Linked DNA regions of Homo sapiens: region 2 is linked to region 1. Evidence: chromatin contacts called from ENCODE Hi-C or POLR2A ChIA-PET data. All regions are on one chromosome and are shown on one strand. The core of a region is the stretch at or near the end of the contact, and the rest is flanking DNA. Distances in the headings are between cores, read along the strand shown.

Region 1 (6,272 bases), core at 1,181-3,680:
GGAACACTGGTCTTAAGATGCCTCACAAGAAAATAGTTCCATGGAACTCTGGTGAGCACTGCCCACTACTCACACCCATCAAGATTCACAAAGCTCATTAGTTTTGAAGAAGGTCATTTAACTTTAATCCAATGCTTTCCAAACGCACTTAGGCATAGACCCATCCTCTGACCCAGGTCCCCACTGTATTAGTGGTGTAGGGAGCTGTGTTCCAGGGAACACACTTTGAGAACTCCTGCTCCAGAGAGGCAGGTCAAATAGCACAGTTTCCAGAAGGGTGCTCCTGTTCTCACTCCTTTGGCTGGCTCTGCTCCTATGTAAAGGTCCTATCTAATTCACACTCCCCGAAAGCTCCCTAATAGCCACGGCTCAGCTCAGAAAGAAAACCACAGCTGTAAGCTTTCCTGTTCTTTCCTGAAGTTCATAAAGGGCACACTGGGACACATGACCATCGAGGAAAAATGAAGACATTTCCAACCATCACAGTGGCTCAGCTCTCCTGTATGTCTATGGTTCCACACCGCATCACAGAGGCCGCTTTAATCTTCTTCGAGCTCTGGTTTGTTGAACATGATTCAAACAAAATCACCCTTCACAATGTGCTTTAATCTCTTCTAACAGTGCAAGCAAAGCCAATAATGTGTTAACCACAAAAGTGTCATATTTCTTTCCTCAATACTTACCTTAACGCCGATATTTAAATCATGGCTTCGATGTGAAATGACTTCAAAATCATCATATCTCAGCTTTTCAAGTCCTCAAGGCCATCCACTTGAACTCTCTCTGAAAAAGGACAAAGTCTCTACTGAAAAATCTGAGAAAGAAAATAGCAAACAATACAAGACAACCACACGTACGAATGAAACTGGATACTCTGCTGTGATTAATCTGCTGCCTCCAAAGAGCTTTTTCCCTTTCAAATACTCATCAACATCAGCAACTACAGATTACAGGCAGTGGTTAAAGTATCTTTTTAAACCTCTTATAAAAAGTGCTCAATAAAAGAATGCATTTTTCCCATTCATCGTAAACTCAGTGAATAAAGTCATTTCTATGCAATGGTTCTCCAAAGCTCTTATTTTTCTGGGAGGACTAAAATTGTATTATTTGGTCTATAAGCAAGAATCATTTTTGGTAAATATGAGTACTTTCTAAATTCAAATTTAAAATCAGATCCAAATATAGGGATGGCCAGGCATGGTGGCTCCCACCTGTAATCCTGGCACTTTGGAAGGTTGAAGTGGGAGGACTGCTTGAGGCCAGGAGTTCAAGACCAGTCTGCAACAAAGTGAAACCCTGTCTATACAAAAAATTGAACAAATTAGCTGAGCGTGGAGGTGTGCTCCTGTGCTCCCAGCTACATGGGAGGCCAAGGCAGGAGGATCACTTGAGTCCAGGAGGTTAAGGCTGCAGTGAGCCATGTTTGGATCACTGTACTTCAGCCTGGGCAACAAGGAAGACCCTGTCTTTAAAAAAATTAAAAACAAAAGAACAAATATGGAGGCTTGGGAACAGCAGCCTTGCCACAAAGGGACAACTGAGAAAATAAGAAATGGGTTGAAATTCATCACGAAGTTGGATGGAACTAACAAAGACCCAATTCCACAGAAAAAGACATGCTGGGTGGAGAGTTAGGAGACTGGAATAACTCACCGAAGGCATCAGGGTGAGTGATTTGGCTATGACTTGGTCTATGTCAAGCATTCCAGGCAGAGACAATCTCTGCATTTATTTTCCTCAAAGAGTGAGGGGAAACCCCACCTATGCTAGAATGTACCAGAGTAGAATTAAGGCAAACATGCATTTCCCCTTGTGGTTTGCCTGACGAGGTGCAATTTGTATGAAAGATGACTCACAAGGTTACAGAGTCATTCTTTAGACTCGAGGGTTGACACTCTGTGTGGTTCTTAATGACTCAGCCTGGGAGAGGTCCCCAACACAGAAGGCTCCAGCCCTGCAATCCCAGACTACAGAGGAAAGCCCCTCGTTTATCAGCTGGTTAGTGGTTAACAAGCGTGGCTTTGGGAAGTCTTTTGTCTTAGGCTATTGAGTTCCATCTTCTCATCTCCTCTCTGTTGTCTACTCAGCACTTCCTTGTATTCTTACCGCCGGAAAAAGTCAGAAAAGAATTCACTCAAGCACAGAGGGCTCTGAACTGGGCAACAGCTGGCACCACACCAGGCATTGCAAGAAACCACAGCTGAATTCCTTGGCGCTCATTTTTATAAATATTCCACAGGAAGGATGTCAGAAGCCTGGTTTATCCAGCATAGAGAGAATGGGGTTCATCTCCAGAAGCCCAGCCCCAGAGGCAACTTCTAGGAAAAAATCATCTTGTGATGGGTGCGGGGTCAAAGGGGAGTCAGCCCATGTGAAGTTCCCACAAGGTTAAAAAATAAATTATTGTCACCACTGCCTGGTGGAATTCAGACAGTCATGAACTCATTCTTGTAAGCCACAGAGATGGTTGCGGTAAACACAGACAAATTATTGGGTTTAAGCAGACCGTTTTTTGTTCCAACAATAAAAAAAATCATTTTCCCTTTCCTCCACAAATCTCTTTATTACTAAAAAGCTTTGATGCCTTGAGAACTGGGCTAGATCAATGTAAGCCTCTCTTTTTCCCCTGGGACTCCTCCTTAGGGCTCCAAACTGGTTTAAAAAATCCTTTGCCTGCTTAGGAAAAGGAGACCCTCTTATTGAACCAGCCACAAAAGAAAGAAAAAGAAAACTACTCAAAAAGAAAACAGGGGCTGGGCACAGTGGCTCATGTCTGTAATCCCAGCACTTTGGGAGGCTGAGGCAGGAGGATGGCTTGAGGCCAGGAGTTCAAGACTAAGCTGGGCAATACAGTGAGACCTTGTCTCTACAAAAAAATTAAAAATTAGCTGGGCCTGCCTATGGTCCCAGCTACCCAACAGGCTGAGGAAGAAAGATTGTTTGGGCCCAGGAGTTGCAGGTTACAGTGAGCTACGATTGTACCACTGCGCTCCAGCTCGGGCAACAAAGCAACACCTTGCTTGACTCAAAAAAAAAATTAAAAAGGCAGGGTGGGGTGGCTCATACCTATTGTTCCAGCACTTTAGGAGGCCAAAGTGAGAGGATCAATTGAGCCCAGGAATTTGAGACCAGCCTGGGCAACATAGCAAGACCCTGTGTTTACAAAAAATATAAAAAATTAGCCAGGCATGGTGTTGCACACCTCCCAGCTACTAGGGAGGCTGAGGTGGGAGGATCGCTTGAGCCTGGGAGGTGGAGGCTGCAGTGAGCCATGGTCTCACCACTGCACTCCAGCCTAGGCCACAGAGCAAAATTCTGGTGGGGGGAACGGGCCAAGAGAATCACAAGAAGCCAAGAAGAAAGGGCAGAATAGAAACATTCTCATCCCTCCCTCTTCTTAAAGAGAGTGCTAATCTCTGCCCAGACGCTCACGTCTTCCCCTGGCTCATTCCCCTCCTGACCTCTGGAGCATGGGCTCTCAAACTCATAGTGTGCACAGCAATCGCCTTGGGGCTCTACAACTGTGAGTCCAGATAGAAGAAAATCTGCAGTGAAATCATGAGCTCAGGGACAAAGAAGGAGTTTAAAAAGCCTGTGCCTGGGCCGGGTGTGGTGCCTCACGCCTGTAATCCCAGCACTCTGCGAGGCTGAGATGGGAGGATCATGAGGTCAAGAGATCAAGACCATCCTGGCCAACATGGTGAAACCCCGTCTCTACTAAAAATACAAAAATTAGCCAGGTGTGGTGGCACATGCCTGTAGTCCCAGCTATTCGGAAGGCTGAGGCAGGAGAATCGCTTGAACCAGGGAGTCGGAGGTTGCAGTGAGCCGAGATTGCGCCACTGCACTCTAGCTTGGCGACAGAGCAAGACACCGTCTCACAAGAAAAAAAAAAAAAAGCCTGTGCCTGAAACACTTGAGTCCTAGAAATCTGGTTTGCTTAAAGACAAAGGGAAAACCTCAGTCACTAGAGAGTAAAACTTCAGAATATATTGACAGGAAAACCCCACCATCAACCAGCTTTCATGCAGTCAGGATCATTTAGGAAAAATAAAAAAGCAAGAATACAAACAGGAAAAGGTCCAAATTTAGGGACAGGTTGAAGTTCGAGAAACGAGTCAAACCGGAATAAAAGCAGAAAAGAATTCCAGAGGAAAACAGGGCACCGGAGAAAGGAGAATGAGCATGATTAATGCAGCAGGAGGAGATGCTAGCTAAGCTGGAGCCAGACCAGGAGGGCTTGTCTCTTCTCTCCGGGGCTCTCTTGACCTTTCCAAGGCATTTCTTTCCGGACAAAACAAACTGTTACTGACTTTCACCAGGTTACCAACCCCCTGTGCAAAAACTCTGACTAGACTCTGGGACTAAATCTAGACCAATTGCATCTGGAAGAGAGATATGCCAGACAAAGGCATCCTTTTAGGTTAATGTTTCAAGCCTGTGCTTTGACAGATGGTGCCCATGGAGGTGCTCACAGTGAATGGATGTTTCTGGTGAGTTTTTATTTTCATTTTCCAAATTCTAGAACTGAAAATCAAATAAACTTTCTTTCTTTTTTTTTGAGATGGAGTCTCATTATGTTGCTCAGGCTGGTCTTAAACTCCTGGCTTAAAGTGATCCTTCCGTCTTTGGCCTCCCAAAGGGCTGAGGTTACAGGAGTGAGCCACCATGCCCGGCCCCAGTGAGTTTTATTCACATACTACCAAACTACTAGAGTAGCAAGTGCCTCTAGTTCTGGGGCATTGAGCAGCAACTTATCCCTCTTCACCAAGCAGCCAACAACCCCCACTGCAGACCTCAGGGATGATGCTGCCATGAGACCCAACTTTTATTCTGGCTTCTTTCTCCAACCTTTTTCCCTAGATGCCTTTAGCAAGGAAACCTGGTTCTTCCAGACATTTTCACAGAGCCTTAGGCACTTCCTCCCCGGTCTCATACAAATCTTTCAGGATTCAGCCTGGATGCCCCCAGTTTCCAGGAGAGCTTCTCTGACTGCCTTCATCCATCCTCAGAGACCTCCCTGTCTCCTGAATTCATGCCAAACACCTGATGCTGATTATAAATAACAATATGGCTAATTCTCAACCATCAAGGGTTGGATTAGCCACAGGAATAATAATACCAATAAGCATAATAATCATTATTGTTATTTGAACATTTGTAAAAAGTAAATAAATAAAATGCCAAATCAACAAGACCATCTCCCCATTAGAGAAGGTCCCCATTGATTGGAACTGCACAGTGACCTGCAGACATCACTGTGTCTGGAGTAGTTCCAGGCATCCATCACCCCTCAGATAGCTGCCTACCACATTAGTGCCCAAGGCTTGCCATTCTGACAGCAATAATTCCAGAAGCAAACACATGGATGGGAAAGCCACTAGTAAGTGACTGGACTGTCACATGTGTGAGGCAAGTTAGAAGCAATGAGCAACAATTAAAGTGGGAAGCTGGCATTAGAAGACAGGGCAGCAGGGATGTATGTGCGCGCGTACACACACACACACACACACACGGAACACTTGGACGAAGGACAAATAATAGGCCAGGTGCAGTGGCTCATGCCTGTAATCCCAGCACTCTGGGAGCCCAAGGCGGGAGGATCACTTGAGGCCAGAAGTTTGAGACCCACCTGGGCAGCAAAGCAAGACCCCATCTCTACAAAAAAGTAAAGAAAATTAACTGGGTGTGGTGGCATGCACCTGTAGCCCTAGCTACTTGGAAGGCTGAGGCTGGAGGATTGCTTGAGGCCAGGGATTTGAGGCTGCAGTGAGCTATGATCACACCACTGCACTCCAGCCTGGGCAACAGAATAAGACTCTGTCTCTTAAATAATAGTAATAATAAAAGAATAGACCATTTTAAGAGCACTAACCAATGGCCCATTTTATTTGTCAAGAAAACTATAGAAGACTTTGTGATCCTAGACTTGTAATATTTTTACACAGTAAGACAGTATCTATAGAATGGTGAATATTGTTCCAAATACTGGATTTTTCAGTAAGTAAACATCGGTAGTTTCCACTATGAAGAACATATTAGATTTGATGGTGACAACTTTTCTGTACTTTACCTCTCAATCAACAGATACTTATATTTCTTTTTTTTGTTTTTTTCTTTTGAGACACAGTCTCCCTCTGTTGCCCAGGCTGGAGTGCAGTGGCACAATCTCAGCTCACTGCAACCTCCGCCTCCCAGGTCCATGGAATTACAGGTGTGCACCACAATGCCCAGCTAATTTTTGTATTTTAGTAGAGACGGGGTTTCACCAT
Region 2 (5,697 bases), core at 1,358-3,857, 760 kb after region 1:
CCCAGGCTGGAGTGCAATGGTGTGAACACAGCTCACTGCAGCTTTAAACTCCTGGGTTCAAGCGGTCCTCCCCCGTCAGCCTCCCAAGTAGCGAGCCTCCATACCTGGCTAGTTTTTGTATTTTATGTAGAGACAGATTGTCTCCATGTTTCCCAGGCTGGTATCAAACTCTAGAGCTCAAGAGATCTTCCAGTCTTGGCTTCCCAAAGTGCTGGGATTATAGGCATGATCCACCACACCTACTCTTTGTATTTAATTTTCTGAAAAGGATATGGTCTTCTTTTTTCATTTTATTTCATTTTATTTTATTATTTTATTTTTATAGAGACAAGGTCTACCTATGTTGCCCAGGCTGGCCTCGAACTCCTGGGCTCAAGGGATCCTTCTGCCTCAGCCTCCCAACGTGCTAAAATTACAGGCATGAGCCATAACGCACAGCGCTAAAGAGTATGTTTTACCACATGAAAAACATCTCATCAAATCCAGTTATTGCTGGAGTTAAGCACTTTTCTCCATGCAGACCAAGTGGATGCTTTTTTTCTATGCTTGCTTCCATATTAATTTTTGACTTAGATTTCAGAGACTTTTATTAATTTACTTACATGTGATTTTCAACTGTGATCCCCTCTTTAGTAATGAGTTCTATGAACTTAGACCCCAATAATTCCATGAATTCAGATGCACAGTCACTCATACAAGTACAGCATTACTCATTTCTATTATTTTGTTTGTTTGTTTGTTTGAGATGGGGTCTGACTCTGTTGCCCAGGCTGGAGTGCAGTGCAGTCTGGAGCTCCCAGGCTTAAGTGATCCATCCCCTCATCTCGGCCTCAAGAGTAGTTGGCACTACAGGTGGATGCCACCATGCCCAGCTAATTTTATTTATTTATTTATTTATTTGTAGATACAGCGTCTCCCTATGTTGCCCAGGCTGGTCTTGAACTCCTGGGCTCAAGCAATCCTCCCCACTTGGCCTCTCAAAGTGCTAGGACTACAGGAGTGAGCCACCGCGCCTGGCCCACTATTCCTGCCACATTTAGTACTAACTCATGTCTTCTTTTCTTCAGAATAAGAAAGGAAGAAAAGTGTCCTTGGAAGAGACAAGAGACAAGAGAGATTGCTGTCCCGTGTTTCTTTCCTCTGCAGGCTGTTGTATCCTGTCAGAGCCATCTGTCACTGGATCTCTTAGGAAATGCTACTGCTGCCAGACTGTCTTGTGGGCAGAAGTGCCTGTACCTGCCAGTGGTTGCAAGGCAGAGGAAACAGCCTCTAGTTGGATGGGGACCAGCATCTGGGAAATACTCTGACTCCACTCCTGGGGATAGAACCCATGTTTTCTTCCTGGGTCAAGCCACTTCTCGTTGGTCTATGGCAATCCAGCTGGGTTAGGAAAAGAAAAGCCCGCCTGGGCAGCCACATAGCTAAAGGCTCAGGACATTAAACACTAGGCTTGCTCTTCTTTGTCCCAGTGTATTAAAAAACAAACACTCCATGTAGTTCCCTGAGACACAAAAACAGGCCTTTAAACTGACCTTTCTAAAGAAACTGTTAGCTGGGCATGGTGGCTCACACCTGTAATCCCAGCACTTTGGGAGGCCGAGGCAGGCAGATCACTAGAGGTCAGAAGTCCAAGACAAACTTGTCCAACATGGTGAAACCCCATCTCTACTAAAAGAAAAAAAATTAGTGGGGCATGGTGGCAGGCGCTTGTAATCCCAGCTACTCAGGAGGCTGAGGTAGGAGAATCGCTTGAATCCAGGAGGTGCAGGTTGCAGTGAGCCAAGATCACGCCACTGCACTCTAACCTGGGTGACAGAGCTAAACTCTGTCTCAAAAATAAAAAAGAAAGAAGGAAGGAAGGGAGGGAGGGAGGGAAAGAAAGAGGGAAGAAAGAGAAAGGAAGGAAGGAAAAAAGGAAGGAAAGAAAGAAAGAAAGAAGGAAAGAAAGAAAGAGAAAGAAAGAAAGAAAGAAAGAAAGAAAGAAAGAAAGAAAGAAAGAAAGAAAGAAAGAAAGAAAGAAAGAGAGAAAGTAAAAAAGAAAGAAAGAAACTGTTGCCAGGGGAGGTGACTCAGGCCTGTAATCCCGGCACTTTGGGAGGCCAAGGTGGGCAGATCACCTGAGGTCAGCAGTTTGAAATCAGCCTGACCAAAATGGTGAAACCCCGTCTCTACTAAAAGTACAAGAATTAGCCAGGCTGTGGTGGCGCACACTGTAATTCCAGCGACTCAGGAGGCTGAGGCGGGAGAATCGCTTGAACCCTGGAGGTGGAGGTTGCAGTGACCCGGGATTGTGCCACTATACTCCAGCCTGGATGACAGAGGGAGACCCTGTCTCAAAAGAAAAGAAAAGAAAGAAAAAAAGAACCTGTTAAGATCTCCTAAAGCCTCTGCAAACTATGTCAAACATTCAATAGTTCCTTAGTTGGGTATTTTCTTAAAATTTTCCTGTTTCTTATCAATGTTAGATATTTTTCCAAGAACTCAAGGGAGATTTGCAGTGGGATAATCCAGTTCACATGGTAAAAATGAAACCACTACCACATAGCTTGTGATGCAATAAAGTAAGTGAAATAAAAGAGGCACAAAAGGAAACCGGAAGTTTCCATATCTTAAAAAGAAAAGCCACAGTGATAAGGCTTCAACCTGCTGAGTCGGTTACCCAGGTTTCTCCAGGCACTGGAGAAACCTCCATGCGGGGTTTCTGTTACTAACAGAGCCCTATTGAGTTGAAAGAAAAACCCATCCACCACCAAGCGCTACTCTATTTCTCTGGCATCAAGAAGGTTAACTTTTTTCACTCTATTTATGCCTTTTTTTTTTTCCTATAATCAAGGAAAGTAAAGCTCAAAGGGATTAAATAGCTTTTCTAAATCAACAGCTAGTATCAGGCCAAAAAAGAAAAAAATTGGCATCTGGATGTTATATAACACTAAAGCCCATATTTTTTTCTTTTACCTCAGACTTTCCACCAGGGACTAAAACAGGTTCAAATACTGTGTAATTGATTGTATTTGATTATGGTGTATTTATGGGGACTATGTAAAGCAACATTTCTTTATAATATTATTTTCTTTTCTTTTTTTTTTTGAGACCGAGTCTTGCTCTGTTGCCCAGGCTAGAATGCAGTGGCAAGATCTGTCCATATCAATTAATAACAAAATTGAAACACGGACTTAAGTGACAAATGTTTATTCATCCACAGTGACTTTTGACTTATACCAGGCTGCTATAATCTAGAACATTATGTTTATGTGAGCGTCACAGTCTCAGAAATATTCTCCCTGACCTAAGTAAGTTCTAGTCCCAAAGTATCTCTCCCCATCCCATTCACTTCCTTCACCTTGTTCATTTCCTCTTGAAACGTGTCATAAATTGTGCACTTATGTGTATTTATTTATTTGTTCAGTGTCTCTCTCTCCCTGACAAAACTCTAGACTCCATGAAGGCCATTGAGTTTTGTGCACTGCTGCTCCCCAGCACCTAAAACTGTGACTGGCATATACTACACACTCAAATATTTGTTGCATGAACGGATAAAGGAGCAGAATTGTCTTTTAAACGATATAGTGGTTATTCTTTTCTTCTCACTTGCAAAGCTGATTTTAGAAGCAGGTGCCAGAGATAAAGGTTACAAAATCTTAATATCTGTGCTTTACAAAATCAGAACGATGTTCACTAAAATGTTGACAGCAATTATTGTTGATCTGAGTGTTGGGATTGGTGGGTAAATTTCATTATCCCTATTTTCTAGCAAGTCTTTAGTAAACAGGAATTGTTTTGAAATCAGATTTAAGCTTTTAAAAAGTATAAACTCTTGGTATGCTCTCTAATTTGCTGTTCTTCTGAGAGCAGTTAGAGCTATAATCTGTGCATCAGGATGGGGAGCATCTGAAGTTTCCCCAAATGTAACTAACTAGAGCCAAGAAGGTACATCTCAATATTCCAGTATCTCCTTCTGCCAGGAGGTCTCTGCACCCAGACTATGCTCTGTGAATCTTGGATCTGAGGGATAAAACTGGGGGACCCAACTGGGCAGCAGTTGACTTAGCTAGAACCACTCATGGTGGTGGGTTTCAGGCAAACAAGGATGTGGGAGGCAACTTGGTGTCAACTGAGGGCTGCATGCATAAGTGAGGGGGACTGGCCAGTGGCTTCATGGTTGACAGCAGCCCATGAGTAATGTGGGCTGTACCTCCAATACCTATAGCAATCCCTGGGGCCCACTGATGTGCGTAAGTGTCTCTTGAATGAGTGGGTGACTTAGCACCTGCGAAGTCCAAGAATATAGTAACCTAATGGCTATATAATTTTGAAGGCAATATATTTGAGTTAGAATTTTGGCCATGTGTATTATCTGAGTGATCTTGGACAAGTTACTAATCTCCAAATTTCAGATCCCTCAAATACAAAACAAGCCTTGTAACAGCAACTTTCAGGGTCACTGCATCAGGGATATTAACTGAGTAAATGAAAGTATGTTTTTCAAAAACATTTTAGTACAGTATAAATACATGCAATACATGATTTCACTTTTCTCCTATGGTTAGAGCTGTAGGTTAAGAGGTTTTGATATTATGAAAAGTAAAATGAAAACAAGATAGCTTTTCTTTTTTCCATTATATAATAAAGAAACCAAAGCTCTACGAGTTTAAGTGACTTGCCCAAGGTCACATGGACAGAAAATGGGGAAGCAGAGATTTGAATTTAAAAAGTGTTCTTTTCACTTGGTTAGTATTTCCAAGGAACAGTCCCTTCTTGCTTTCTGAAGTTCAGATTTCAGGGGCCCAAGCCTACCTCTACTGAATGAGAATTTCCTAGGTGATACTTATAAGGCAAATGAGAATCACTGGTCCTAAAACCAAGCCATCATCAGCATGGAGTTAAGATTCTGAGTGAATGTGCCCCCCTGTGACAGGCTGGCCATGCCCATAAGGGACTATCCTAAGGCGACAGCCTGCCCCTCAAGACAGGTGACGGATAATCTCCTCTTCCCTCGATTATGTTGTTGGAATAAGGATGGAGCTACAGTAACAACTAATGAATTGAGGCCACAGTCACCATTTATTGCCTGTGATTTTGCTACACAGATAGAAGTAAGATAGGCAGATATGCTATTAAACATTAGAAAAGGGCCAGGGGGCTGGGCACGGTGGTTCACGCCTGTAATCCCAGCACTTCTGGAGGCCAAGGCGGATGGATCACCTGAGGTCAGGAATTGGAGACCAGCCTGGCCAACATGGTGAAACTCCATCTCTACTAAAAATACAAAAATTAACCGGGCATGGTGGCTCATGCCTGTAATCCCAACACTTTGGGAGGCCAAGGTGGGTGGATCATGAGGTCAGGAGTTTGAGACCAGCCTGGCCAACATGGTGAAACCTCATCTCTACTAAAACAAAAAATACAAAAATTAGTCGGGCATGGCGGCGGGTGTCTGTAATCCCAGCTACTTGGGAGGCTGAGGCAGGAGAACTGCTTGAACCCAGGAGGCGGAGGTTGCAGTGAGCCGAGATCGTGCCACTGTACTCCAGCCTGGGTGATAGAGCAAGACTCCGTCTCAAAAAAATAAATAAATAAAAAATAAAAATAAATAAATAAATATACAAAAATTAGCTGGATGTGGTGGCAGACACCTGTAATCCCAGCTACTTGGGAGGCTAAGGCAGGAGAATTGCTTGAACCCAGAAGGCAGAGGTT

The links. Hi-C counts contacts between places; a loop is a spot of excess contacts on that map. ChIA-PET counts read pairs that join two places held with the same protein, here RNA polymerase II (POLR2A). Pooled maps may share reads with other maps.
Region 2: a pooled map shows a loop between it and region 1 (4-fold over the local background). The contact joins two enhancer-like sites. A Hi-C loop is called at or near these places in 4 of 50 pooled maps. POLR2A ChIA-PET finds 5 or more read pairs at or near these places in 2 of 52 experiments (PC-9 and activated T-cell).

The regions. Positions count from the first base shown.
Region 1 is chr10:29,657,286-29,663,557 of GRCh38, forward strand. It overlaps a transcript of SVIL not described here. Among named protein-coding and RNA genes, the nearest start is that of SVIL, 25 kb to the left of the region's middle. RefSeq lists an enhancer at 1,251-2,450. Within about 2 kb of position 2,431, at least 25 of the 41 ENCODE cell types and tissues checked have a DNase peak (open chromatin) inside an H3K27ac peak, as active enhancers do; they include PC-9, where a contact is called at or near this core.
Region 2 is chr10:30,416,289-30,421,985 of GRCh38, forward strand. No RefSeq gene overlaps it. Among named protein-coding and RNA genes, the nearest start is that of MAP3K8, 15 kb to the right of the region's middle. RefSeq lists enhancers at 2,311-2,430, 2,471-2,540. Within about 2 kb of position 2,608, at least 9 of the 41 ENCODE cell types and tissues checked have a DNase peak (open chromatin) inside an H3K27ac peak, as active enhancers do; they include PC-9, where a contact is called at or near this core.